Regions from separate parts of the Homo sapiens genome. Here all the other regions are linked to region 4. Evidence: chromatin loops called from intact Hi-C (ENCODE). Cell type or tissue: Calu3. All regions are shown on one strand. Links, peaks and the distances in the headings refer to the core of each region. The heading gives the core; the rest is flanking DNA.

What was found. Hi-C counts contacts between places; a loop is a spot of excess contacts. Peaks named below come from ENCODE experiments on the same cell type or tissue, not always from the same donor. Only the 100,000 strongest peaks of a DNase experiment are listed, where the experiment ranks them.
Region 1: a loop joins it to region 4, with 5 times the contacts of the local background. A loop is called at or near these places in 13 of 110 quality-filtered maps.
Region 2: it touches region 4 in a loop (5-fold over the local background); 8 of 110 quality-filtered maps call a loop at or near these places.
Region 3: it touches region 4 in a loop (14-fold over the local background); 8 of 110 quality-filtered maps call a loop at or near these places.

What each region holds. Positions count from the first base shown.
Region 1 is chr1:238,947,302-238,954,924 of GRCh38, reverse strand. No RefSeq gene overlaps it. Among named protein-coding and RNA genes, the nearest start is that of CHRM3, 440 kb to the left of the region's middle. In Calu3, for the core only: CTCF peaks have their summits at 1,264 and 2,880 (motif pointing right); a DNase peak (open chromatin) is centred at 2,924.
Region 2 is chr1:238,248,267-238,255,889 of GRCh38, reverse strand. No RefSeq gene overlaps it. Among named protein-coding and RNA genes, the nearest start is that of LINC01139, 230 kb to the left of the region's middle. In Calu3, for the core only: a CTCF peak has its summit at 3,377 (motif pointing left); a DNase peak (open chromatin) is centred at 3,369.
Region 3 is chr1:238,425,764-238,433,386 of GRCh38, reverse strand. All of the region lies in intron 4 of LOC105373220 (a long non-coding RNA gene), which reads right to left. Among named protein-coding and RNA genes, the nearest start is that of LINC01139, 56 kb to the left of the region's middle. In Calu3, for the core only: no CTCF peak of the experiment used is centred there; no DNase peak of the experiment used is centred there.
Region 4 is chr1:237,847,554-237,855,176 of GRCh38, reverse strand. No RefSeq gene overlaps it. Among named protein-coding and RNA genes, the nearest start is that of ZP4, 40 kb to the left of the region's middle. RefSeq lists an enhancer at 232-793. In Calu3, for the core only: no CTCF peak of the experiment used is centred there; a DNase peak (open chromatin) is centred at 3,746.

The sequences.
Region 1 (7,623 bases), core at 827-5,826, 1.1 Mb before region 4:
TCTCAACAAAATTGAATTTAAAAATAGTGTAAAAAAATAGCTGGAATGCAGGATCTGGATAGGGAGTGAGAATAGTGGAAAAAATATTAGGAATTACGTGTTAATTCAGATAATAAAGGATCTTGAATTTTATCTTAAAATTGTGGCACTTTATTCTGCTTTCAAGCTGCTGTAATATCAAATTCTCACATTTTGTCATTGAACATGCTACTCTATGAATCAGTTTATTATCGTATCATATAACCAGACACATAAGAGACTTATTCAAAAATCCAGATACGAACCAGAATTTTTCACAACGCTAAATTTGGTCTGATAACTGATGCTAGTTGTCTGAGGAATTAGCCCCTGTATGAAAGTCTACTCATGAAATTATTAGAAGGAACTCCATGAGCATAGCATAAATCAAATAGACTTTAGTACTCTGACTGGGGTATTTATAAGGTGAAGTGATAAATACTTCTTTTCTACATTTAGAAATATTATTTATGATCATATTCTTTAGGTGATTATGAACAAACAAAGGACGCTCCTTTTTCATTGCTCCATGATGATCATTCTCCAAATAACATGTTCTAAGGGTGACATAACTTTAAAATTTTCAAAGCATCTTCATATATACATTTATTAGTTTTAATTATACTAGTCATAGACAGTTATACTGGCTTTGTTTATATTAGCTTTGTTATAGCTTTGTTTTTGTTTTGTTTTATTTTGAGATGGAGTCTTGCTCTGTTGCCAGGCTGGAGTGCAGTGGCTCGATCTCGGCTCACTGCAACCTCCGCCTCCTGGGTTCAAGTGATTCTCCTGCCTTAGCCTCCCCAGCTGGAACTACAGGTGCACGCCACCACACACTGCTAATTTTTATATTTTTAATAGAGACAGGGTTTCACCATGTTGGCCAGGATGGTCTCAATCTCTTGACCTCATGATCTGCCACCGCAGCCTCCCAAAGTGCTGGGATTACAAGTGTGACCTAAAAGGTGAAGGAGAAGAGAAACAAAACTGACACTTACTGAACATTTATGATGTGTCAAGCAGTGTAATACAGAACCTCTACATGCTGTCTGAGTTTATCCACACAACACCCTTGAGAGATGAAGATTTATATCTCTGTTAATAGACGAAGAAACAGAGACTGTGGAGCAAATGTACAGGCAAGTAATAAATTAACAAAGAGCAAATGTTGGAATCCAAGTATCTGGCTTCAGAAATCTATTTTGCAAACGAGAACTGCCTTGTGAAAGTTCCTAAAGAGAATCTAACTTGAGTCCAGCATATTTCATTCCAAAGCAGCGTCCTTCACTGAGCACCTACTGGTCAAACTTGATATTAACCTACTAGTCATTAAAATTAGTTTTATAATATAACAAGCTTTAATCATTCTTAAACCTGTGATTAATTTTTACTTATTTGAATGTTAAAAAAGTAGCCATAAACATAAAATTTTATCGGGAACAAGACTGAAGCCAAACTTTTATATTGGTGATTTTTTTTTTTTTTTTTTTTGAGATGGCATCTCGCTCTGTCACCGTGGCTGGAGTGCAATGGCGTGATCTCGGCTCACTGCAACCTCCACCTCCCGGGTTCAGGCGATTCTCCTGCCTCAGCCTCCCGAGTAGCTGGGACTACAGGCGCCTGCCACCACGCCCAGCTAATTTTTATACTTTTAATAGAGACGGGGTTTCACCATGTTGGCCAGGATGGTCTCGATCTCTTGACCTTGTGATCCGCCCTCCTCGGCCTCCCAAAGTGCTGGGATTACAGGCGTGAGCCACCGCGCCCAGCCTATATTGTTGATTTTTAAGATGTTTAACATCTATTTTTTTCTATAGTTTGCAGATTTTCATAGACTGCATTCACAGAATCATTTTCTGACACAATCAACTCATTCTTTTATTTAACTTCTAACAATTGACTCTAGTTTCCTATTTTGAAACATGTCTGTCTTAATTATTGGCACATAGTATTGCTCTTTCTCCAGACATGCTGCTTTTTCTCATGTCGGGAAGCATTACAGCTTTCCCCCTAGAGTCTACAACATGAAATATTTGCTGAGAGTGATGTCTCTAATTTGATAGTCCAAGATTCCCCCGGGATGTAACTGGGGACTCATACGAAGGTGATTTTAAAACATTTTTAATGCCTAGAATGAATAAGATAAATACCTTTATAGCAAGATAGTACAAAATAGTCTTATAAAAAGTAGAGATACATTTAAAATTTTTGTGGGAATTAACAGGCAATTAACAGGGCTATTTTGTTCCCACTGTGCTCTCTACAATGAAAAGAATCATGGACCCAAATGAAACTTACAGAAGAAGCTTGTGATGTGGCTGAGCAATTTCCATTCTCTTTTAAAGAACAAAGCAATAGAGCTAGCTTTTCAACTACCAAATATATCCTTTTAAATAGAATTGAAAACACTTGATCTCTCACCATGACATTGAAATGCTCTTAATTTTTAAAACAACACATTAGGCTAATTAAGTCATGTTTAGAAATGTAGTTCCCTGTGATTAGACTTGTTCTCAAGTCAGTAACAGCTGACAGCACCATGCTGTTTATAATAAAGAGTAGAAAACAATGTTGGAACTGTGGATTTAACTAATACTTTTGAAATAATTTCTAATCAGTTGATGGATTGCATAAATCTAAAGTACTGCCTTCTTTCTCTTTGGTTTTATGGTTCATGGAATTTCAGAGAGTTAAAGAAGGTCAGACACATTCAGCTGTTTAAACAGGTGTAAAACCTCACCAGTTTATCTAAAAATTACCCCTATTTAGGCAAAACTCGTATCATTTCCTAGAATTTTGTTTGTGTGTGCGTCACCTCACCAAAGTGGTGCTCTTACAAATTAAATGGATTCAAGTATATTTTTCTTGTGAGTATTGATACTTTAGGCGATTTTGCCTGAAGAGGGCAGTGCTTCACCAATGGACGGAATCTCTAAGAGTAAAATTATGGAGACCGCAGTGACTACACTACAGAGAAAGGGCAATTACAGTAGATTACTTAATCAGCATACTTGAACAGATAGACGTTTTGCTTGCTATCAATATCTGTTTGATTATAGTAGCATATTGTTAATATGTCATCTTTACCTATCTTTGCCCAGCGGATAATGTCAGGAAATAAAGGACTGCAAATGTATTCAAAAACATACCTATGCTACATGAACATGTTTCTTAAATATAATATTCTTGCATGGACATAATAAAGTCACTATTTTTTTGCTAGCTGAAATCAGAGTTGTTTTCAGGGAAAGAATGGTCTTTTTAAAGGAAAATCCCTGCTGAGTCACTTAAAGGTGTAAGGTAACATGTGACTGTTTGGGTGTGAAGGAGGCTAGCAGAGGATGGTCAAACATTCTACCTAAGAAGAAAACAAAAAGGAATTGAGGGACATTGAGGGTACCTAGAGGCAGGAGAGAGTCTGGGGTCTGGTTGCTTAAAATTATTTAAATTAAATCTTACTAAGAGAGGAGAGTTCTAGATTTTAAATTATCACTGTAGTCTTGTGAGGTCTCTCTCCTACCTGCTATGAATTTCCACAGAAAATCTATTACGTTCAATTGGCTTGTGGGCTTGTCATTAAGGGTGAGTACAGACATCAATAGAAAAATCTTTTTCACATAGCAAATACATGAATAAATACGCGAATGAATTGATTATTATATTCAGATGCATTCTCTGTGACCACTGGTCATAATTACACAAGTTATGTTCTAATATTGAAAGACCATTCAGGTCCCAGAAATACCTAGGCCAGTTCATGTCTTCATTGAATGGCACCTGCTCGGCTTTTGTGAATTCTGAGATTTGCCTTTTGCAGTCTTCTACCTCTGTCTTTCCACTGAGCTGTCAGTCACACTTAGGCCTTTAGCTGTTCTATCTATTGGGTGGCCAGTGTTCTTCACTACACTGAAATTGCTGCTGTGAGTTGCGAAAATAGAAAGTGAAAGTTATTGAAAACCATGTCAAAGACTAGTAAAGAAGCTATGATTCAGGTCAGAGATTGTGTGTGATTCTGTAAGTAACTTAAATAAACTTCAGCGTGAGGTCTCTATTTTGGTTGCTCAGGTGACCACTGTCCTCTCTTTTGTTGTTTTTCTGATACGTTCTGTGCAATAGATATTACTAAATAAATAGGAGGATATTCTATGCGAGGATACCTTGGAATGATGAAACATCACATAAAAAGTGGAGAAAAAATTTAGTTATGAAAAGCTAAGGGAAGACGTCTAGCAGAAAGAAGACGATGAGAATGATTTACATAAATTAAAAAAGGTATTAGTAGTAATAAGTGCACTGGTATAAAATTTACTGCAGGTTAAAAGTATTTTTGAATGAACCATGTGAATATGATGAAAGATATATATGTATATATATAAAATGCAAGCTAACATATACAGAATTATTTAATGGGTGTTGAGAAATATTCTTTCCTGCAAAATGACACTTTGGATTATTTTTCTTGATATCATTGCCAAAATGAATGTTAAAAAGGAGTAAATTCAGTAAAAGTGAGCAGAACAACATATTAACATAAAGTCTCAAAAATAGTTCTGTGTGTGGGAGAGAAGATGGTTGCTCTAAACTTCATTAAGCCAATTGTTGAGGAGACATCTGGAATCTGATACTAGGGGATGCCAGAGCAATAAATGTGCATAGTGATTTTGTGTTAAAATGCAGCAGTCTAAATAGGGTTTGTCTGAATAAAATGCATTATTTAGTAATGCCATTGAGTTGCCTCCCCGGGCTCTTGTCGGTGTTGGAGAAGGATGTGAGACACAGGGAAAGGGTGAAGGGCGCAGTCTCCAGGAGAGCACAGAGACAAATAAGTGATGGGCAACCAAGGCCTGCTCCCCAAACTGGATCAGTCTAGATCCTACTTAGACAGCTGAGAAATTTGTTTTTTTCTTTCAGAATTATAAACTCACTGAGGGTAGCAATCATGTATACTCTCTATCCCCATTAACTAAAATAATGGCTATTCAGTAAAAAACTATTGAATTAATGGATAGTTTATTTGCCAAGAAATAAATTCTGTCAACTTTTTTTGGAAGCACATGTCATTCAGAATTCTATGTAGTAAGAGTTTAAAGAAAAATTCTTGTGAAATATCAAGAGGTTGATGCAACTGTGTATGTATGCATTGTTTCATTAAATGAACAATGAGGCCCTACTTTTAAAAAGGTGAATGAGACCCAGCAACTGCCTTCAAGAGTTGTAAAGTTCATTGGAGACAAGTTTTACATGAGTACATTTGCTTTTTGTCTGAGAACTTTATACCCACTGTTCCTTTAAATAATGTCAATTCATTTCTTATGTATGGGAAATGAAATCTTATATTCAATAATAGAGTAGATGTAAAAGTATATGTATTAAAATATCACACTTTACTCCACAAGTTTGTACAATTATTATGTGTTAGTTAAAATATTGTTTTAAATTTTTTTCTTGCAAAAAAATGCATATCCAAGGACACTTTTATAAACTTTTATTTTTACTTTTATATTATTGCCAAAGACCCCTCCACAATGATGGTTTGGGGCAACAACATGATATATGAAATATATTTTCTTGAAAGGTAAATCTAAGCAATGAAACTAGATTTATTTAAAAATCTTACATTGATGCCATAACCTTTTGTGATACCTCTGTCTCAATGACATGCTTTTTTTCAGCCCTGGTACTGTGCATCAAATATCTCATCTTTAAGGTACTTATAAGTTGAAATTCATGCATTATTTAAGTCTTGTATTTCATAAGCATTTAACAAGTGCCTGCTAGAGGCCAGGAACTGTTCTGTACAACAGTGATTGACTAAACAGAAAATACAACAATCTTGCACTCACAGAGCTTCTCTTCTAGCTCATTCTGAGCCTTATTTTTCTCCCTATACCATTTGCACAACCACTTTATGTCTGCTCCATGTATTTCTGCACCTGTGTAGCTTGTCCATAATGGTCAATTTCTTCCAGCCAGAGTCATTTTTCTTATTCCCAGGGATTTTTAAGACCTGTGTATCTTCAAAGCCATGATCAGCTCTTGGCCTAACTCTGGTTAACATTCTTAGTTTGTATGAGTTGGTCATTTCTACATTTGGGTGCTCTTGCCTTCATCAAAGAAAAGTACTTTTTTAAAAGGCCAGTTTTTGGTTGCTATTTCAAAGCAGGTCTTTCAAACATATACAAATGAATTTCTTTTAAAAAAAAGTATCATTAAAGATTGTGCTCAGCGTAAATCCCCCTGCCCCTGACTCTCACTCCAATGACAGACACCTTTGCTTTCTATTTTCTACATCCTTTGACTGTTTGAAGCTTCACAAGCAGGTATTACTTTTTCTATTCACAGAAAACAGTAAAGATATTAAAATTTTGAGGTAGCATCTAAGGATATGTGTTAAACAAATATATTTTCAAAAGAGATTTTCAAATAGTAAGTATAATTTATAAGAGCTTTTGAAAGAGTTCTAAGAAATTCACTTGAGTATTTCTTCTATAGAATATGGATGATAAGAAATATGTCACCAGCCTCATCTGCTGTATAATTAGAAAAACCATGAAAGACAGAAGTATTTATCCTCCATAATTTGATTGGAAATCTGAACTGTTCCCATTTTAGCATGAAATTTATTTGTTAATTTAATAAATTACTGCGAAAGTGGATGTTAAGTATAAAAGAAGAAATTTTTGTAGAGCACGATTCAAAATACAGTGAATAGAGTTTAGAATTCGATTGTAATTTCCAAAGGCCCTTAGTCAGATTAACAAATCTAGCCAAAACATGACTCCTGATTTTTTGCTTTTTTCCCGTTCCAATCCCCATTCTAACCATCATTCTATTTTTGAGACATTTCTCACCTTACCACATCAAGGCCCACACTCTGGATAGCTAAATATTGAGATGGCTTAAGAATCATGGATATGATTTAATCATCCATGGATTTGTGTCCTTGATTTCATTTTTCATTCTTTATCCTCTCCCAAATCCTCCAGAAATGCTTGCATATGTCATTTGTAATGATTCTTCCACTGATGTACATTTTTTTGGTTGTTTTCAGATAGCTCAATGCCACTTCTATATGAGATCTTTAAGAATATTTTTGTGGCCCCATCCCTAGAGAAGTGATTGTCACCTAATAAGTAATATTTGTTGAAAATAGCACTATTTTAATGAATCTTTAACATGAGAAATTAGGTAACCGAAATGCTATCAGAAAAGCAAAGTGCTCTTGAAGAAATGCTATTGTAGAGCATGATGCTTCAAATGGAATGAATAAAATCTGAGCGCATACTCCCAAATGCTTTCTTATGTATTATCCTAATTATTTGGAGGTATTTGGAAAAGCTTTTAAATGATTATAAAGTAAAGATACACCGTTGTAGTAGCCAACTTCACTGATGGCCCCCAGTGACTCTCACCTACACTTTAAATGAATAAGGTTGACCTATAAAGCAAGCAGAAGATGAGGGATGTTATTACAATATCGGCCTTTCTCTCTTGGGCCATTTACTTTGGGGAAAGTGAGCTGCCAGGTCATGAGGACCCTCAAGTAGCGCTGTGGAGAGATCTCTGTGGCAAGGAACAGAATGCTCCAAACAACAGCCAGCACCC
Region 2 (7,623 bases), core at 1,070-6,069, 400 kb before region 4:
TTTACTGCCCAATTTAAAATTATTACTTCTATCAAATTTATATTCTTACATACAGGGAATTTAGCTTTCTTCTCTCATTACAAGAAAAAAGAGATATTTCAAAATAACATTTTTCTTTTCTACTATCCAAAAATCTCAAAATATATGAAAGAAAAAAGGATAGAGAGACACTAGCTGCTTCCACTGGCATTCATCTTTTTTTGGATTTGAACATTACTCATGAAGCTCATTTGCATTCAATAAAGAGTGACACATTCTCCTAAAAGGAACTGCCGTAACACAAAGAGCTACAATAAGCTCATTCCATGTAGAAAACCAAAGTCCCATTTTTCCTCAATACTCATCTACCGAACAAGGTCAGGAAAATGTTGAAAGCAATTTCACATTTATTTGTTCCAGATAAATGGTGAAATAAAATGTGACAGGAGTGAGAAAGACAGAATAGAAAAATCAGATGGAGTGAGACTGTCAAATCTCGGCTATATTTTCTATGTTCCGAGTATAAAGTAATTGTGGTTTTTTTCCTTGACATTTCACTCCATAATTAAACAGGTGTCTAATATTCAAATACAAACTTCCAATTTCCGAGATGATTTCTTTTCATATGTGGTTAACAGTTTGGGCGAGATGTATCATACATTTCATTCTTGCATATGATTTCCCCCCTGGGAGGAACTTACTTGTGTTATTCAGAGGCTCACAGTTACAAATGTCAGCCAAGGCTGTTTCAGTTGGTTACAACAAAATACAAAGAGCAGCACATTCCTGGGGCTCAGCCCCACGCATCAGGTTGGATTTCCTCTGCTGCACAATTATCTCCTATAAAACTGAGTCTTGGTCCATTACCTACATAGCCATGGGCCACACAGGACACACCATAATAAAGGTAATTCAACAGGCTCACTTAACAAATATTCATGAGTGTCTCCTATAAGGTAAGCACTGTGCTGAGTACTACTAGAAATGTGCCCATGGATAAGACAGATGGAACTTACATTCTAGGAAAAGATGGAAGGAAGGAAAGAAGGAAGAAACAAAGTAGCTACTTTGTGATCTAGAGAAGAAGGCACTGATGAGTGGCATGAGCATACAAATAAAGAACTGATGTGAATAATAGAAGGAGATTTCTCCTAGATAGAATGGTTAGCAAACATCTCTCTGAAAAAGGAATATTTACGCTGAAAACTGATGTTTGGAAATTAGTTAGCTATTGCCACTATTTTCATGACAGTTTACATTTTATACTCTATTAGTTCTTCGGATATTATATCTAGCGTGTCAAATAAAGCCAGGTCTTCTTCGTTGAGACAACACAAATTTGGAATGTGAGCACAGACTAGACGCATAATGAAGTTTAATTTGATTCATAAAAGGCAGTGTGCCTAGAAAATGAACATGATAAACAAGATAAAAGATTGTATTAATGCCTTTGGAAGACATTTGAAATGCTGATAAGAAGTAAACAAACAAATTGGAGGCTAACTACAAATATTTACTATGCAAATTTTGGTTGGTTTGCTTGAGTTGCCACAAAGATTAAATATCTTCAATATCCAGAAGGACACCCTACCTTTGGTGAGGCCTATTGGTCGCCTTTCCCCGTCCATTGTCCCTACCACCAGCTATAACGCCAGATTTCTATAGAGGATTTCATAATGTGTAGGAGAAATATATATTTTCTGATGTGAAACCCATGATCTAGGTGAGGCCAATTAGAGCACTCCACTCCCCCTGGACAAAAGTAAATTTAGGGTTAGCCCCATCATCTAAACGGATGCAATGAGTGAAGTTTGAGGACTTTTCTCTGTGTTTGGGAGCCCAGATGCTCACCCTCTTTATGACTGGTGTGATATGTAGCAGTGAAACAGAAACCACTGTAACTATTTTATTATATACGTGAAAAGAATACAAGAACAAGGGAAGAGCCTAGTGAATTGGAGATATGAGCTGGAGCCTTAATCAAACTACTCTGAAACTTGTACCACTTGTACACGTTTCAGTTATTAGTCTCTGAGTGGAGCCAACGATTTCTACGATTATTTAACACAACTGAGTTATGTTTGCTATTTAAAATGTCTTATCTGTATTCACGACCTAGCCTCTTGTTAGGAGTCTTCTCCATATTTAAACTAACTGTCCCTTCTGATAACTCTGGTTCCCCTGTGTAGCCAACTGGATTTTTTCTCCAGCTTTACACTTTATTTCCATCTCCGTGGCCTGTGAAGGTTATTAGACCCTCCTACCATAAGGAATTGCTCAGCGAGGCAGCATCATAACCCAAATGAATGAACAAACCAGGCTGATGCTCATGGACTCACTTGGGCCTCAGACTGCACATCCTCCGATCCTACAAGTTTTGAGACAAGTATTATAGTGAAAATGACTTAAAAAAATCTCTCCAAGAATATAACAGGATTGAAATCTGAATAAGATGACCTTGGCCTATTGCCATACGTTCTGAGTTTGCTATGATTTTTCTAGAAATGGGTTGTATTTTAGAAAATAAATTACCTCAAATCTAAAGATTTCAGGTTTGAAATTAAATCACTGCCTATGTCCTGTATGAATACAAACTTCAAACTAGCTTGAATCAGGTGTGTCTGTGGAGATGAGACTTTCTTCTAGCACCTGGTAGGATGATCGCTTCTGGACAAGTTCAATAATATATGGAATTATTCATGAAACCAACATTTATTAGCATTCCACTTTTCATCAAACACTATTCTGGATCTGATGAAGTCCATATCAAGAATAATACAAACTTGCCTCTTCTCTCCAGGAATCTATGTTATGGGAAGCACAAACGAGGTAAAATGTAATAATAGTGCAGTGTGGTAAAAGTGTTGCCTCACAGAGGCATCTGTCATATAAATGCACCAAATAAATATGGTACGTCTATATTGGTCACTAGATTATTTATTTCTTCACAGCAGCCTGAGATCCATTTATTTACTCAAAAGCCCACCAGTACCAAACTCAAATTTTCACACATCCAATTGTTTTAACTATCACCCAGTGAAGCAGATTTTTAGCCATTTAGAATCTGCCGGTTTCTTATATCCTGCAATACTACACCCAATATCTGCTACCCATACCCGTATCTCATACCCATGGATACGATAAAACCATGGGACTAGAGCAATTTCCAAACCACTGCTCCCCTTCGGAGCTTTCTGACTCAGAAGTGCCCTGCCAGGCTACTGAGCAACTTTGCCTAGATGCATAAACCTCCTCTTGATCCCCTCACCCCGAGGAGTCCCCTTCCCCCACTCCTTTTCTAGATGGTGGCTCCCACACCTTACCCTCTCGAGGTATCATGCTGGGAGGTACTTTCCCTGCCTTCATGCCTACTGAAGTAAAGTTCGTGCTTGCTGCTGCCACCTCCTGGCCACATATTTTTAATCGGCCCTGAAATCCTCTAAGTGACTTCCTCCAGCAGTTAATCACATTAAGATGAGAGAACATAGGAAAGTTGAGAGAACGGGTGAAATTACGATGGGTTTTCTGGAACTGAGGATTGAAAGCTAAGTAGGTGTTCTTCTGTCAAAGAAGGGGATAAGGACAATCACCGCAACGGGAACAGAATGTGCAAAGTTCTAAAAATATGGTACATTCTCCATATGACCCTAGAGGAATTCAGCGAGGCTGCATCCTGCATCAGAGGCAGGATGATGAGAAATGAGACCAGACAGGTTCACAGTAAGTAGGGCATGTACCTCATACCCAGGGGTTTTTATCATTCTGGCAGCAATGGAGGCATTTGAAGCAAGGGAGTGAGTGATCAGAATTGCATTTCAGAAAGATCAACCCGGCAGCAGTGCGGGAATCGTTTTGAGGAAAACAGTACTAGTAAAAGGTTGTACAAAAAAGAAGTCGTTATAATAATATCAGTAAGAAATTATGATGCCTTGGGCCAAGGTGTGATAGAAGCTATGAAAATTATATATATATATATATATATATATGCACACACATAGTTTATATATTTAGTTTATATTATATATCATTTATATGTATATTACATAGTTTATAATATATAGTTTATTATATATTATAATAAACTATATAAGTAATATTAGCATTAATAAACTATATTATATATCTTATATATAAAAAATATGTATATTTAAGAAAAGAACTAAAAGGATTTTTTCTAAAGAGGATGAAAGGATAACCTCCCAGAATGTGGACTGAGCAAATGAATGCATTATGGTGCATACATTGAAACTGAAATAGAGAATTCAGAAGAAGGCAGATGTATTTTTGTTGTTGGGGCAACATTAATTTCAACTTTGGACATGTTGGCTTTGAGGTCTTTGGAGCCATTCAAATTGAACTTACCATAAGACAGCTGACTAGAGCTGGGGATCCAATATTCAGAAAAGAGGTCTGGGTATGAGATAGAAATTTGGGTCCTGTGTTTGAGCAGTAGTTGAAGACAGATGTAATAGGAAGGTCCAAAAATAGTGATAAAATATATGAATCAAGGATGAATTCCTGGGGAACAAAGACATTGGATTAGTGACTCCAGGCAGAAGAACATGCAAAAAAGAGGTATTCAGGGAGAATGCTGTGTGGAAGTGAAGAGAGAAGAAGGACACAGGAAGAGGGCAGGAAGGGACAGTTTCCAAAAACTATTTACAAAGTCAAACAATTTAACAATTATAAGTTTAAATAATGGACTTCTGTTCTTTACTTGGAAGTATCAAAATTATTGGGATCTCATTATTGTCTTGGAGTTGTGCTGTCCACAATGTGCAGTGTGGTCCACATGCGCCGTGATTACCTAGGGTTGTGGTCTGAAATGCAGCTTCTGTATCTAGAAACTGTGAGTCAGTGGTCTAAGCTGGGGATCCAGAAATGCGGGTTTCTTGACTCTCCAGGCATAACTGTGCATGTTAATCCTACTTCCTCACAAGATTGAATTAAGAACTCTCTTAAAATGAGGAAAGCAACAGAAAACCAGGATTTAAGATACCAAAGCTCTTTAACCCTACTTTCTGCAAGGTACTCCGACTAAGATCATAGAAAATAGCTAACTGTAAAAGAAAGACCAACCTGGCCATCAGTTTCTGAGTCCTATTGTAAAGGTAATATGTTTGGAAAACAAAACAGATTCATTTTTGGAGCCATTTTCTCTATTTTTTAATGATCAAAAAAGACTCATAAAGTGATAATCTATGTTGACAATAAATAACAAAAGGAAATGAGAGCTTCAGCTATTCCAGTCAAGCGAGTAAAACTTAAAAGGCACACTAATTTTCAAATGTACAGAAATCCTTAAAATTTATCTTAAACTGTTTTTTTTTTTTGTTTTTTTTTTTGTTTTTTTTTTTTTTTTGAGAAAGTCTCGCTCTGTCACCCAGGCTGGAGTGCAATGGCGCGATCTCTGCTCACTGCAACTTCCGCCTCCTGGGTTCACGCCATTCTCCTGCCTCAGCCTCCCGAGTAGCTGGGACTACAGGCGCCCACCACCATGCCGGGCTAATTTTTTTGTATTTTTAGTAGAGACGGTTTTACCAGGTTAGCCAGGATGGTCTTGATCTCCTGACCTTGTGATCCGCCCACCTCGGCCTCCCAAAGTTAAACTGTTCTTTCTTAACATGATGGTTAAAGAAGAAATAAACCGTGGAATGACCAACTGCTATGATGGAAGTCACACAAGAAGCTTCATTAGGATTGGGACAACACCTGCCTGGGTTGTCACAGCATGCCAGTGCTTATGACAATGCCTGGTAGATAAGGTGCCCCATAAATATAGTTGTAATAAATGGGTTTATTAGTGTTCAAATACACATCTACTGTACGCCAACCCTTTGGCATTGAGAAATACATTTTACCTCTCTCAGCTAATTTCCCTGGAAGCTTGTTCTAACATCACATAGTACAGTGCGTGAAAAGTGACCTGCACAGCATAAGCAGTCCATATACGCGAGGCAGATTGGCCTTGAAGCTAAGGAGGCTTAAGTCAGGGCTCTTGCTTGCATCTACCCCTTCCAGGGCCCTGCATGAGGCCCTACCAATGAGTTAACATGGGTCCTATGTCTTTGTAATGTTCGCAAAAATAATAGTTTTATATTACTTGTATTTAGAAATGTCTCTTAAATGAGCTTTAGGGCCCACAAAACTTGTTGTTACCATGAATATATAATAGATATTATTACCAGCATGTGAGAAATAAATTATATATAACCTAGAGAAAGTTCTTTATACATAATTGGCTTGCAATAAATGTATTATTTTGTGTATTTTAAGTTGTTTATTTATAACATAACATGTTATGGCAAGGTTATATGGTGGATTATAAATACATCTAAAATAAGTTACAATAAAAATAAGTGGGAAAAGACATCAGAACAGAAGTTTTCTAACAGACGAATATATATCCATACACTTTTTAGCAGTCAAGGCAAAAAAGGAACTAAAATCCAGTACTCATTCAACAGTGTCTATAACACCGGGGCAGAATAACTGCTACGTAGAAACTCAACTATTTCCAGTGTGAAGTAAAATATTTATTCTAGGTATTTTTCTTTAAACGAAGACTACAAGTCAGTGAACAATATCTTCAGGATATGATTAGAGTATAATCAGCAACTGATATCATACAAATGTTAAAGCCCCCATAAGAAAAGTGTGATCACCATTATAGCCCTATCCTTTATGTGTTATAAATTACTTGTAGGCCGGGCATGGTGGCTCACGCCTGTAATCCCAGCACTTTGGGAGGCCGAGGAGGGCAGATCACTTGAGGTCAGGAGTTCAAGACCAGCCTGGCCAATATGGTGAAATCCTGTCTCTACTAAAAAATACAAAAATTAGCCAGGCGTGGTGGCAGGCGCCTGTAGTCCCAGCTACTCAGGAGCCTGAGTCAGGAGAATTGCTTGAACTGGGGAGGCAGAGGTTGCAGTGAGCCAAGATTGTGCCACTGCACTGCAGCCTGGACAAAAGAGCGAGACTCTATCTCCCAAAAAATTAAAAAATAAAAATAAAAATTTGTAAAAGGATGTGAAAAAAGAGAAACATTTATATGTAAATTTAGTGTTGAATAAAAATTTTGATTAGCTGAGCACGGTGGCACACACCTGTAGTCCCAGCTACTCAGGAGACTGCAGTAGGAAGACTGTTTGAGCCCAGGAGGTGGAGGCTGCAGTGAGCTGAGATTGCACCACAGCACTCCAGCCTGGGCAACAGAGCCAGATCCTCTTAAAAAAAAAAACAAAATTGATGGACGAGATAGGACCGCCGAGTTGATGATGGATAACAGGATAACATGCATTGTGAAATGGAGCTACATTTGGATGGTAATAATTATAGCTAAAAGAGGAAGAATTTATTGTGTAATGATGTGAGTGGGAAGGTGGTTAAAAACAGATACAAACATTTGGGTTGGAGAAATTGATTCAGGAAGTATCTATATAAAATTATAAGAACAAACCCACCATCATAATTTTCAAGTCTGAAACATAAAGTAGCCAAGAGACCCTGATATTGAAGCTCAGCAACCTAAGGAATAAAAGGGCATTCCACAAGGAAATAATGGGATACCTTCAATCTTTTAAGTGACATATTTTTGTCCTAAGAAAGCTTGATTAAAAATGTAATCTTTTCTATGCACAATAT
Region 3 (7,623 bases), core at 1,565-6,564, 580 kb before region 4:
GTTTTTCTGTTTAAGGAGATTAAAGGTAAGACCCCATTCCTTCTGGCTTGTAAGGTTTCTGCTGCAAAGTCTGCTCTTTGTCTGATAGGTTTTTCTTTATAGGTTACCAGAAGCTTTTGTCTCATTGCTCTTAGAATACTGTCCTTCATGTTGGCTTTAGATAGCTTGAAGATTATATGCCTTGGAAATGTCCTTTATGCAATGATTCTCCCAAGAGTTCTTTAAACTTCTTGTATTTGGATATCTAAATCTCTATCAAGGCCAGGGAAGTTTTCCTCAATTATTCCCTCAAATAACTTTTCAAATATCGTGCTTTCTTTTCTTCTTTAGGAACATCAATTATTCTTACATTCGGACATTTCAAATAATGTAATATTTCTTGGAGATTTTGCTTGTTTTTTCATTCTTTTTTCTTTATGTTTGTATTATTGGGTTAATTTGAAAGCCTTGTCTTTGAGCTCTGAAATTCTTTCTTCTACTTGGTCTAGTCTATTATTACTACTTTCCACTACATTTTGTAATTCCCTAAATGTGTCTTTCATTTCCACAAGTTCTGATTGGTTTTTCTTTAAAATATCTATCTCTTTAGGAAAGGTTTCATTCATATCCTGAATTGCTTTTTAAATTTCTTCATGTTGGTTCTCACCTTTCTCTGGCATCTCTTTAAGTAACCTAATAATAAACGTTTTGAATTCTTTATCTAGTATTTCAAAGATTTCCTCTTGGTTTGCATCTATTACTGGGGACTTAGTGTATCTTTTGGGGATATTATAGAGCCCTGTTTTGTCATATTATCAGAATTGTTTTTCTGGTTTCTTTTCATTTTGGTAGACTATTTGTTCTAAATATTCTTGCATTCATTTTTTATTTAACTGTGTTTTTTGTTTAATTTCCTTCCTTCTTGCTTAAGGATGTGATTTTAATGGTTTTAGTTTATTGTAGCCTAATTTGACTCTTGATGCGTTCAGGGGTGAAGACTCTGTATGGGTCCCTTGGTTATAGAGAGTCTTCGTATGTTGGCTTTCTCAGATGCTGGTTGTGGTAGCAATGTGCTCAGTGTGTGAGCAATTTAATGGTCTCCTCCAAGGTTGGAATGGCAGAGATCACTTGAAGATTATCTTATTACCCTGTGGTGTGCACTTATTTATTGATTATTAGTTCAGTCTTTGGGTCAGTAGGGAAGGTGTCCTTGGGTAGAGACCAGATGTGGCTAAAGCAGATGGGAAATTGCAATACCCAATGGTGGACAGAGGTCCAAGCCTTGACAGAGGTGGCTGGGGGAGCTCTCAATGAAACACACTGAAGTCTTATGAGGGGGAACGGTGGGAGTCATCTCAGCTCCCCTGCCAGCCGAGCAACAAAGTGATCTACTTCCAAGACACACTCCTGACCCAGTGCTTCAGCAATTCAGATCGGACAGGCACCTCTTTTCATTTGCAGGAATGTTGATGTTCCAATAGAAAGGAATTGTGACTCTGCCCCTTGTGCAAGCTTGAACAAAGGGTAGAGTGACAATTCCTCTCTACTTGGAACATCACTTTTGTGGACCTGCAGTCACCCTGAAATGTTCCAGAAAGGCTGTCTATAGGTGCACCCATGCTGAGATCCCATGGGAGAAACTACAGCTGTGTCTGCAGTGGTGGATAAGAGGGAAGAGAAGTCCTCTTCTCCAAGATCCCTTGAGTCCAAGCCTACCTGACTTGGGGTAGAGCTGCAGACTTTGCCACAGAGCCCAGCACTGCACCTATGCCTCTGCTGAAATAAACTTCCCAATTGTGGAAAATTCTGGGACTCAAGGCCTGCTGTCTGGATTCTTTTTTCCCCAGAGGATGTTTCTTTGATATGGTGCATTCCCCCTTCCCCTAGGAGTGAGAGTCCCTGAGAGCCAGCCTACTGTGAATGCTGCTCCTCCTCTGGATCTAGCCACACAGTGGGGCTGCCACACTCCAGGCTGGTGCTGAAGAATGTCTGCTGGGGATCCAGTGATGTGACCTGTCCTCAAGTGTCCCAGTAGTGGGTACCAGCACCAGCTCTGATAGAGGTGGTAGGGGAGTGATGTAGGCTCTGTGATATTCCTTGGTTATAACCAGCCTTAGTGTGTTGGCTTTCTCAGATGCTGATTATAGTAAAGATCTGGTCACATGGACACACTGAGGACTTCCTAGTTAGCCACAGTGCTGCAGGCAATGGTGATGGCTGAGGTTACACACAAGTTTTCTCCTTCCTGAGTGTGGTGTTATTCTACCTAGAGATGCTGTAACGGACTATGTTGGTTGGCTTCCATCCAGAAAGTGGGACTTGCAAAAGAACACCAGCTGCAGTAGCCATGGTGGGACTTGTGCTTGCCTTATGCTACCCAGAGGGGTACTCTGTTTTCTGGGGTGATGGACAGGGCCATCAATTCCCAAAAGTTTCTGTCTTTTGTGTTAAGCTACTAGGGTGGAAGGAAGGCAAAGCCGGGTGGGGTCTGGGTCAGGCAGGTCCATGCTCCGGCTCTCCATCTACAGGACAAGCAGCAGCCCGTGAGGGGATTTGGGATGGGTTATCTACTCTCACCGCTTCTATTCAAAAACAGAAAAAAACAAAAACAAAAAAAAACAAGACACCTAGGCAAGAAATAGCATGATGAATGCAATGGTACCTCACATCTCAATACTAACATTGAATGTAAATGGTCTAAATGTTCCACTTAAAAGATACAGAACTGTGGAATGGATAAGAACTCACCAACCAACTATCTGCTGCCTTCAGGGGACTCACCTAACACTTAAGGACTCACATAAATTTAAAGTAGAGGGGTGAAAAGAGGTATTTCATGCAAATGGACACCAAAAGCCAGCAAGCGTAGCTATTCTTACATCAGACAAAAGAAACTTTAAAGCAACAGCAGTTAAAAGCAACAAAGAGGGATAGTACATAATGGTAAAAGGCCTTATCCAACAGGAAAATATCACAATCGTAAACGTATATGCACCTAACACTGGAGCCCCCAGATTTATAAAACAATTACTAATAGGACCTAAGAAATGAAATAACAACACAATAATAGTGGGGGACTTCAGTAATCCACTGACAGCACTAGACAGGTTATTAAGACAGAAAGTCAACAAAGAAACAATAGATTTAAACTATACCTTGGAAAAAATGGACTTAACAGATATATACAGAACAATTCATCCAACAACCACAGAATACACATTCTATTAAACAGTGCATGGAACTTTCTCCTAGATAGACCATATGATAGCCCATAAAATGACTCTCCATAAATTTGAGAAATTTGAATTATATTAAGCACTCTCTCAGACCACAGTGGAATAAAACTAGAAATGAACTCCAAAAGGAACTTTCAAAACGATGCAAATATATGGGAATTAAATAACCTGCTCCTGAATGAGCATTCAGTCAAAAACAAGATCAAGATGGAAATTAAAAAATTCTTTGAACTGAACAATAATGACACAACCTATCCAAACCTCTGGGAGGCAGCAAAGACGGTGCTAACAGGAAAGTTCATGGCCCTAAACACCTACATCAAAAAGACTGAAAGAGCACAAACTGACATGCTAAGGTCACACTTCAAGGAACTAGAGAAATAAGAACAAACCAAACCTAAATAAACCCAGCAGAAGAAAGGAAATAACCAAGATCAGAGCAGAAGTAAATGAAATTAAAACAAAAAAAATACGACAGATAAATGAAACAAAAAGCTGGTTTTTAGAAAAGATAAATAAAATTAATAGACTATTAGCAAGATTAACCAAGAAAAGAAGAGAGAAAATCCAAATAACCTCATTAAGAAATGAAACAGTAGGTATTACAACTGACACCACTGAAATACAAAAGATCATTCAAGGCAACTATGAACACCTTTACCCACATAAATCAGAAAACCTAGAAGAGATGGATAAACTCCTGGAAAAATACAACCCTCCTAGTTTAAATTAGGAAGAATTAGGTACTCCTGAACGGATCAATAACAAGCAGGGAGATTGAAATCGTAACTTAAAAATTACCAACAAAAAAAGTCCAGTACCAGACAGATTCACAGCAGAATTCTACCAGACATTCAAAGAAGAATTGGTACCAATCCTTTTGACGCTATTCCACAAGATAGGGAAAGAAAGAACCCTCCCTAATTATTTCTATGAAGCCAGCATCACCCAAAAACCAAAACCAGGAAAGGACATAACCAAAAAAGAAAACTACAGACCAATATTCTTGATGAACCTAGATGCTAAAATCCTTAATAAAATACTAGCTAACCAAATACAACAACATATCAGAAAGATAATCCACTCTGATCAAGTGGGAAGTGGGTTTCATACCAGGGATGCAGGGATGGTTTAACATACACAAGTCAATAAATGTAATACACCACATAAACATAATTAAAAATAAAAATCACATGATCATCTCAATAGATGCAGAAAAAGCATTCAACAAAATCCAGCATCCTTTATGATTAAATCTGTCAGCAAAATCAGCATACAAGGGACACACCTCAATGTAATAAAAGCCATCTACGACAAACCCACAGCCAACATAATACCGAATAGGGAAAAGTCGAAAGCATTCCCTCTGAGAACTGGGAACAAGACAAGGATGCCCATTCTCACCACTCTTATTCAACATAGTACTGGAAGTCCTAGCCAGAGCAATTGGACAAGAGAAAGAAATAAGGGCATCCAAATCAGTGAAGAGGAAGTCAAACTGTCACTGTTTGCTGACGATATGATCGTTTACCTTGAAAACCCCAAGGACTCCTCCAGAAAACTCCTAGAACTGATTAAAAAATTCAGCAGTTTCTAAATACAAGATTAATGTACACAAATTAGTAGCTATTCTATACACCAGCAGTGACCAAATGGAGAATCAAATCAAGAACTCAACCCCTTTTACAATAGCTGCAAAAAAAAAATTAATAAAATATTTAGGAATATACCTAACCAACAAGGCTAAAGACCTCTACAAGGAAAACTACAAAACACTGCTGAAAGAAATCATAGATGACACAAACAAATGGAAACACATCCCATGCTCATAGATGGGTGGAATCAATATTGTGAAAATGACCATACTGCCAAAAGCAGTATATAAGTTCAGTGCAATCCCCATCAAAATACAGCCATCATTTTTCACAGAATTAGAAAAAAAAATTGTTAAATTCATATGAAACCAAAAAAAAAAACCCCAAATAGCCAAGGCAATACTAAGCAAAAAGAAATCTGGAGGCATCACACTACCTGATTTCAAACTATACTATAAGGCCTTTGTCACCAAAACAGCATGGTATTGGTATAAAAATAGGCATATAGACCAATGGAGCAGAATAGAGAACATAGAAATAAAGCCAAATACTTACAGCCAAGTGATCTTTGACAAAGCAAACAAAAACATGAAGTGGGGAAAGGACACCCTATTCAACAAATGGTGCTGGGATAATTGGCAAGACACTGTAGGAGAATGAAACTGGATCCCCATCTCTAACCTTATACAAAAATCAACTCAAGATGGATTAAGGACTTAAACCTAAGACCTAAAACTGTAAAAGTTCTAGAAGATAACATTGGAAAAACCCTTCTAGACATTGGCTTAGGCAAGGACTTCATGACCAAGAACCCAAAAGCAAATGCAATAAAAACAAAGATAAATAGTTGGGACTTAATTAAACTAAAGAGCTTTTGCACAGCAAAAAGAACAGTCAGCAGAGGAAACAGATCTACAGAGTGGGAGAAAATCTTCACAATCTGTACGTCTGACAAATGACTAATATCCAGAATCTACAATGAACTTAAACAAATCAGTAAGAAAAAAACAAACAATCCCATCAAAAAGTGGGCTAAGGACATGAATAGACAATTCTCAAAAGAAGATATACAAATGGCCAACAAACATATGGAAAAATAATCAACATCACTAATGATTAGGGAGATGCAAATCAAAACCACAATGTGATACCATCTCACTCCTGCAAGAACGGCCAAAATCAAAAAATCAAAAAACAGTAGATGTTGGCATGGATGTGGTGAACAGGGAACACTTCTACACTGCTGGTGGGAATGTAAACTAGTACAACCACTAAGGAAAACAGTGTGGAGATTCCTTAAAGTGCTAAAAGTAGAACTACCATTTGATCCAGCCATCCCACTACTGGGTATCTACCCAGAGAAAAAGAAGTCATTATATAAAAAAGATACTTGCAGAAGCATGTTTATAGCAGCACAATTCACAATTGCAAAATTGTGGAACCAACCCAAATGCCCATTAATCGACGAGTGGATAAAGAAACTGTGTTATATTTATATATTGGAATACTAATCAGCCATAAAAAGGAATGAATTAACAGCATTTGCATCGACCCGGATAAGATTGGATACTATTATTCTAAGTGAAGTAACTCAGGAATGGAAAACCAAACATTGTTTGTTCTCACTGATGTGTGGGTGTTGAGCTATGAGGACGCAAAGGCATAAGAATGATACAATGGACTTTGGGGACTTGGGGAGAAGGGTGGGGGGGGCGATGGATAAAAGACTAAATAATATGGTGCAGTGTATACTGCTTGGGTGATGGGTGCACCAAAATCTCACAAATCACCACTAAAGAACTTACTCATGTAACCAAATACCACCTGTACCCCAAAACATGCAAAAATAAAGAAAATAAATAAATATCAAAAAAAAGTGCATTCATAAAACAAAAAAAGCCAGAGGTATAAAAAAATGCTCATTATCATTGACCATCAGGGAAAAGCAAGTTAAAACCACATCTGTTAGAATGGGCATTAATTAAAAAATGAAATGTAACAAGGGTTGGCAATGGTATGGAGAAAAGGGAACCCTTGTATACTGTCGGTGGGAATGTAAATGAACAAAGCCATAGGATGAAGGCTCCTCAGCCAACTACAAATAGAATTACTGCACAATCCAGTAATCCTGCTACTGGGTGTTTATCCAAAGGAATATACATCAAATCAGTATGCCAAAGAGATAACTGAACTCCTGTGGTCATTGCAATGTTATTCACAATAGCTAAGATATGGATGCAACCTAGGTGTCTATCATCAAATGAATGGATAAAGAAAATGTAGCATATATACACAATGGAATACTAGTTAGCATTGGAAAGGGGGAAAACCCTGTCTTTTGGGATAACATAGATGAACCCGGAGGTGAAATAGGCCAGGCACAGAAAGACAAATACTGCATGATCTTTCTCATATGTGAAATCTAAAAAAGTTGAACTCACACAAATAGGGAGTATAATGATGGTTACCAGAGGCTGGGGGAGAAGAATCAATGAGGAAGGGGAAGATGTTTATTAAAGGGTACAAAGTTTCAGTTAGTGAGGAGGAATAAGCTTTGGTGATCTATTTTACAGAATGGTGATTACTATAAATAATAATATGCTGCATATTTCAAAATTGCTGAAAGAGTAGACTTTAAATGTTTTCACTATAAAAAAGTAATGTTTGTGAAGTGATTAATTTGTTAATTAGCCAGATTTAATCTTTCCACATTGTAAACCCATATCTAATCATCACATTATACCCCATAAATATAGCTCATTATTATTTATCATTAAAAATAAAGTTTAAAAAATTAAATAAACCACAAAAGA
Region 4 (7,623 bases), core at 933-5,932:
TTTGTTTGCACGGTGGTGAAATCGCCTAAGGACTCATTTCTCAGAACGTATTAAGTTATGGATGACTGCATAGCGATTAGAACAGGGCACTGGAAATGCAATCGACACATATACTATGAGCCCTTTTTATTTTCTATTATTTCACAAGTGGCGCAACCCTTTCTTAGGTCTTCTATCTGATCTACTCGTTTCCAGCTGAAGTTTAGAAAGATAACAAGTGATTCCCCACAGTGTTTAATGCTACTCTGGGTGTTATCAATGATTTCAAAGAACATTGAAAAATTTTCCAAAATCATTTGAACCTGCTTTCTCAAGTATGTGGCACACATTTGAACCATTAAGAGGAGTCATCAGTTGGGGAGGAATGTATGTCTTATTAAGGCTAACAGTGGTGAGATGTCCCTCTCATAAAGCATTAGGAAAGTTTGCTTAAACCACGATACGCATTTTGCCACGGTTCCATGGAAGCAAGTGACTGTCTGAAACTTCAGCCATTGACTCTGAATGCCCTTCACAGTGGGAAGCTGGATGATTTCAAAACCTGGGTGATGGAGGTAGTGAAGGAATGCTTTCTACAAAACAGAATGTTGGCCGGGGTGTGTGGCTCACGCCTGTAATCTTAGCACTTTGGGAGGCCAAGGCAGGCAAATCAGTTGAGGTCAGGAGTTCGAGACCAGCCTGGCCAACATGGTGAAACCCCGTCTCTACTAAAAATTAGCTGGGTGTGATGGCTCCCAGCTACTCGGGAGGCCGAGGCAAGATAATCACTTGAATCTGGGAGGCGGAGGTTGCAGTGGGCTGAGATCGTGCCACTGCACTCCAGCCCGGACGACAAGGCAAGACTCTATCGCAAACAAACAAACAAACCGGAATGTATTTGGGAGAATAATTTCCTTCGGCAATGTAGGAAATTATTGCAGCCTTCTGAAGTGGCTTGAATGTGATTCAACCGAGCATTTTCAAATCTTTTCAGTGTAACAAAAGTAATTTAGGTCTACATTTAAATGTGAGAAGTCCTAGAGGGCAGGCAGTTGATTTATATACTTATCACATTGTGGCTAATCATGTACTTGAAAAGCAAGAGAAAATTACATGAAGTAAGACATGCAAGTATGTAAAGGCCAGGGTGTCTTCAGAAATCAATTACTTGACTCTGGTTAAAAATCACACCGATGCTAACACAGGAGAAGGTTCATATTCAGATGTAGAGAAAACATGACCTTCACAATCTGAGCTAACAAAAGAGCACTGTGTATTGACCTGAGGCAAAACAATCCTCTAGCCTGGAAGAAATAGGAGCTAGTAACCTAATAAACTATAGGCACATGGTTGTAGTTCCATCAGCTGTGATTTCTCTACCCCTGAGGATGTTTTTAGGAAGAGTGCAACATATTAGGACAATGTCGTGGGGGTATGAGCTTCAAATGATTCAGTCTAAAGCCATAAAAAAAGTTCAAATGTATTGCAATTTCTGGAGGAGGATAAGCTTTATAGTATCTCTCTATGCTGTTTCTATTATAAGACAATGACAGCTTGGTTGAAGTTGATATTCTAGATAATGCTGTGTGGTGTTGGTGGGGGTGTGAGAAAGGCAGGAGGTTCTTCACTGAATGGATGTTTCAGTGAGGCAGGTGGCATGCATTGAAGACACAAGGTTGGTGGTAGGACAGAAATTAGAAAGGAACATTTGTGAGACTAATGCTGTTTAAATAGTACAAGAAGCGAAGACAGAAGGTAAAGTGTTGATGGAGGATAGCCAAGGTCAAAGCATTAAGAAACAATGGCAATTCAGAAAGTTTACTTTAGAGGCTGGAAGCAATATATTGACAAGAAGGTTATGCTAAAAGGACATTTGTATGAATGAGGGATGTAACTGCAAGCTGTGGATATATTTGGCTGCAACTCAATAAAAATGATTATGGATAAGAAAAGAAAGACATTTTATTCCCTGATCCAATAGTGACTCAAGTTTAACACTGGCAGCTCTGGAGTTGAAGATGTGGCAAAAAGTTTAGGATGAGCCTGACAGAAACAAGAAAAAGATGCAGGGAGGGAAGGTCCTTTGGGATGTATCTAAAAAGAAAAGCAGCCTACCAACACTTTTATTTATTATTATTTTTTGAGATAGAGTCTTGCTGTGTTACCCAGGCTGGAGTGCAGTGGCATGATCTTGGCTCATTGCAACCTCTGTCTCCGAGGTTCAAGCAATTCTCTTGCCTCAGCCTCTTGAGTAACTGGGATTACAGTTGCCTGCCACCACGTCGAGCTAATTTTTTGTATTTTTAGTAGAGATGGGGTTTCACCATATTGGCCAGGCTGGTCTCGAACCCCAACCTCAGGTGATCCACCTGCCTTGGCCTCCCAAAGTGCTGGGATTACAGGCATGAGCCACAGCTAACATATTTAAACTGTGATCCATTTCCTTCTTTACATTCTCATAAGGGACATTTTAAAAATAATTGCTTCATAATTGATTTGGGTACATTAGGTGGAAGACATGCAAATAATATGGAAGAGAAATTCCAGTTAAGGAACAAAAGAGAAGCTTTTAGAGGTTATCGGTTTCCAGGAAGCAAGTAAAATGATAAATGAATAGAAAAGACCATAAACTTCCTGTGCCAAAGGAAAGCGTCATCTCGAACACACACCATTTATTTCAAGCCCATTGTGAAGACAGCTAGAATGTAATCTCAAACCCTAACCATAATTAGATTTTGCAAAATGTTTAACTACTAAATCAACTAAAAGCACCAAGGAGAATCAATGTATTTGATTTACCATGTTTGAAACATGGATACAGACTACTAAAAAGTCTGTATGGCAAAGACTAATATTTACCGAGCATTGTTCGCGTACATACTAATATTGGTAGCTTTACCATTTAATTCTCATGACATGCAATGAGGTAAGATAATATCATCATTCTACAGAGATGGAAACTGAGATTTAAATGGGTTAGGAAATGTGCCATATTCTGTTGACCCCCGTTTCCAAAGTACCCAGCCTGGTGTCCAATAGAAAGGTATTTAGTAACTCTCTGCTAAATGAATATATTAAGTAGTGATACCTAGAATCACACCTGAAATACCTAATGCAATGCTAAGTCTTTGAGGTCTCTGCTCTATTGCTTATTACTAATACGACTGAGATGCAGTTTGAAGTGTGAATATCATAACATGAACAATCTTCAGCTGCCACCAAGACAAGCCACCTCCTTTCTTCAGTACTTTGATGGATAATCAAATGGAATATCTACCAGAATAATCCAAACAGCTATGGAGAGAGTACATAAAACTTGCAATTTAGCCCTTCCCTCTTTTCCCAACCAAAAATTAGTATCTAACTTCAAGATAGACTTAAAAAATTAGAGGAAATATACTTTAATGAAGTAGCAGCAAACCCCCAAATTTATGAATAAATTAAACTCCAAGGTATTCAACATTCAGGTAGTCATCACAGTGTTGATTTTTACTTTTTTTTAGGGCAAAAGGGTGGGGGAGAAAATTATGCTTATAGGAGATGAGTGAATGAAGCCACTTCAGAAAAGTTTTAAAATATGAGCTGAGAAACAATAAAATCAGAGTTGTGGCAAGGAGATATCCTGTCCATATTCATTTACCATCTCCTTCAAGTAAGCAGTCAACTTGTCTCAATGTGGTGCAACACGGTTGTATAATAATTATATTAGGAACAGAATGCTGATAGATACTGGAAGTGATGTCAAAGCAGCCTCACGAGTGCTCCACTGGCGCCCCCTGCTGTCTCCTCTGTAGTCATGCTATGTATCTTTAGCTCTGTTGAATTGCTTTTCCCTGGCCGATAATGCCTTTTCCCATGGTGTTAATTAGGTTGCAAAGCTCCACTACCAACACTGAAACAACTTCAGTAGAACGCAGAATTCCAAGAGAACTGTGACCCAGTTTTTATGGTCGTGTCTTTATAAGGAAAAGCCCCAAGATACTTAGGAGTTAATCCACAGCCTCATGAAGAGTAAACCAAGGCCATTCCAATGGGTGGTGCCTGGCAAGAGAGCCAAAACACCAGTCGACCAGAAAACATTTTTGTAAGATAGAGCTGGAAATTCTACTTGCATCACAAACTCAAATGGCAAGTCGTTTGTTCCTTTAACATATATTGAGCATCTATAACTTATTGAAAATTATTCTAAGCATTGCTGGATACAAGCAGAATAAAGTGGTAACATTGACTTTCAGGAGTTCACCTTCTCATAAAAAAGGTTTGCTCAAAAAAACTTTCTGGCTTGGCACAGTGGCTCACACCTGTAATCCCAGCACTTTGAGAGGCCAAGGTGGGTGGATCACCTGAGGTCAGGAGTTTGTGACCAGCCTGGCAAACATGGTGAAACCCCATCTATACTGAAAATACAAAAATTAGCCAGGTGTGGTGGTGCACACCTGTAATCCCAGCTACTCGGGAGGCTGAGGCAGGAGAATTGTTTGAACCCAGGAGGTGGAGGTTGCAGTGGGCCAAGATCATGCCACTGCACTCCAACCTGGGCAATGGAGCGAGACTCCATCTCAAAAAAAAAAAAAAGCAAAACAAAAACTTTCATTAAAGTAATATTTACAAATCTATACACAGAACCGTAGAGAGGGAATTTGTTCTTGGTGTAATGGTATGTAATGGTAGGTGACAGCCCTGATCATCTTCCCAGGGAAAACAAAAATACTAAAAATACAAAAAGCAACTTTGGTTTAAATAACTGTTTTTATTAAAGTCTAACATACATACAGAAACATGTGCAAATAATTGCATAGTCAGGTTATCACAAATGAACACACCTGTATAGCAACCACTCAAATCAACAAATGTAACCCTACTGGCATTTCAAAAGCCAGCCTATGCTTCTCTGTGCTTCTAGTCACAAACCCCTCCTTCCACCAAGCTGACTTTAAAGGTAATTTTTGCCTGTTGAGAATCACACAATATTTCTTTTGTTACATCTGACATCTTTCGCTCCACTGTGAGACTCATCCATATTGTTTTATGTGCAGTCGTTTGGTTTTTATTGGTGTATAGCATTCTATCGTATGAATATAGCACATGAAAAGAGTTTACTTGTCTGCTCAATTGTAGGATGTTTTCCTGCAGTGTTTAGCTATTACGAATAACACACCTATGAAAATTATTACATGCATCTTTTGTTGTACCTATATACACTTGGGTATATCTACCTAATGTTGGAATTTCTGGATCACATGGCATCTAAAGGATAACCTTTAGTAGACACTACCACAGAGAACTATCAACTTATTAAAAACCTTTGATGCATTGGCAAGAATGTAAGAAGTAGTTGAGGTTAAAAAAAGTTCCCTTCCCCTCCCTCTCTCTCATCCTCCCTCCCTCTCCTCTTCAATAATTCAACCTAAAAACCATTAGGTGGAGTGTCTAGATGAGGAGGAGGCAGTGGTAGTGGCCCAGTGTGGAATATAGGAACCCCAGAGGAGTGAGGAGGGCATCACCCACGGGGGGAGTGAGAGTGAAGGTGTGGGCAACCCAGCGAGGGCTGCTGAGTGAGCAGAAGGGCGTCTGCCCCAGAAGGGGGTATTGGCAGTCGTAACTGGCTGTGAGGTGACTGCTTAGGGGAGAGCAACCCAGCGCAGGTGAGGGGTCAGAGACTGAAGACAGGAATGTATTCAAATAGAAGATGGTGTGGCTATCGGAGATTAGTTACACAGAAGGACTGTTGGCTCAAAAAGTAAATCTACTGAGGATAAAAGGGATCTAGGTGTCTAACTATTGGAGAAGGGAGTTACAGATTTGAAAATGGAGAAACTGGAATGAACTCTGTGGTGTCAGATTGGAGTCGGAGGGTTCAGTGTCAATCCATGGTTTTTAATATATAGAGATAAATATAGATAGAACTGTGCATTTTATATCTTGAGCTTTGTCCGCTATGAATGAACATTGTTTTGCTTCCTTCTTCTCCATCCGGATGCCTTCTATTTTTTTTCTTGCCTAATTTTCCTGGCTAGGAGATCTAGTATAAATTTGAATAGAAGTAGCTAGAGCAGACATTTTTGTTTTGTTCTTAGAGTTAGGGGGAAAGCATTCGTCTTTCACCATTAAGTGTGAAGTTAGTTGGGGGATATTTGTAGATGCCGTTATCAGATTGAAGTAGTTCTCTGTTTCTTCTTTGTTGAGTTTTTATTATCAAAGAGTATTGGATTTTGTTAACCTTTTGTGACATGTGTGATATTATAAAATGTACATATGGTCTTCAACCCCATTTCCTGTTTCCTGATACACAACTCATAAAATCCTTAGAATCATCAAAGTCATGACTTTTCATATGCTAATGATTGACTGTTGGCTGCAGCCCATAGGTAGCTCCAAGTGGGACTGGTCACTGGAAAGACCAAGGCATGAGTAGAAGGTGGGACTTTTAGCCTCACTGGCCAACCTCCAGGGAGTGGGGAAGAAGGCTAAAAGTTAAGTTGATCGCCAGTGGCCAATGATTTAGTCAATCATGCCTATATAATGAAGCCTCCATAAAAGCCCGAAAGGACAGAGTTTGGAGGAGCTTCCAGAAAGCTGAATATTTGCCCAAGGAGGCCATGGAAGCTTCACAACCCTTCCCCCATGCCTCGCCCTATGCATCTCTTCATCTCTATCCTTTGTAATATCCTTTATAATAAACCAATACATTTAGGTGTTTCCTTGAATTCCATGAGCCACTCAGCAAATCAGTCAAAACTGAAGAGGGGCCGGGCGCGGTGGCTCACGCCTGTAATCCCAGCACTTTGGGAGGCGAAGGCGGGCGGATCACAAGGTCAGGAGATCAAGACCTTCCTGGCCAACACGGTGAAACCCCATCTCTACTAAAAATACCCCCTCTCTACTAAAAACCCCATCTCCACTAAAAATATAAAAAATTAGCTGGGCATGGTGCTGTGTACCTGTAGTCCCAGCTACTCGAGAAGCTGAGGCCGGAAAATCGCTTGAACCCGGAGGTGGAGGTTGCAGTGAGCGGAGATCGCACCACTGCACTCCAGCCTGGCGACAGAGTGAGACTTTATCTCAAAAAAAAAAAAAAATGAAGAGGGAGTTATGGGAACCCCAACTTGAAGCCGGCTGATCAGAAGTTCTGTAGGCCCAGACTTGGAACTGGTATCTGTAGGAGGGTACAGTTTTGGGGACTGAGCCCTCAACCTGTGGGATCTCACACTTTTTCCACATAGAAAATGTCAGAATCAAATTGGAGGACACTCAGCGGCTGGCTGCTGCAGAATTGATTGCTTGCTTGTTGGTTGAGAGCAACCCCACACATTCGGTCACAGAAGTCTTCTGTGTTGATCTGTTGTTTTGCATAGAATAGGAAAAAGCACCGTGAGTGTGTTTTTCTTCACAACAATCTATTGAGATCATGCTTGGGTGTATGGATGCTCCATTCATTTTTTAAATAAAGTCCCCATTTTCAGTCTTTTTTTTTTTTCTGTATTTCATTTGGGGTAGTTTTATTGCTGTTTCTTCAAGTTCACTAGTCTTGTCTTACTCAGTCTAAACTTCTGTTAATTCTCTCTCATGTATTTTTCACCTCAGACACTATATTGCAATATTATTGTGCCTCTACTAATGTTAGTTTCTCTGTTGCTATCATAA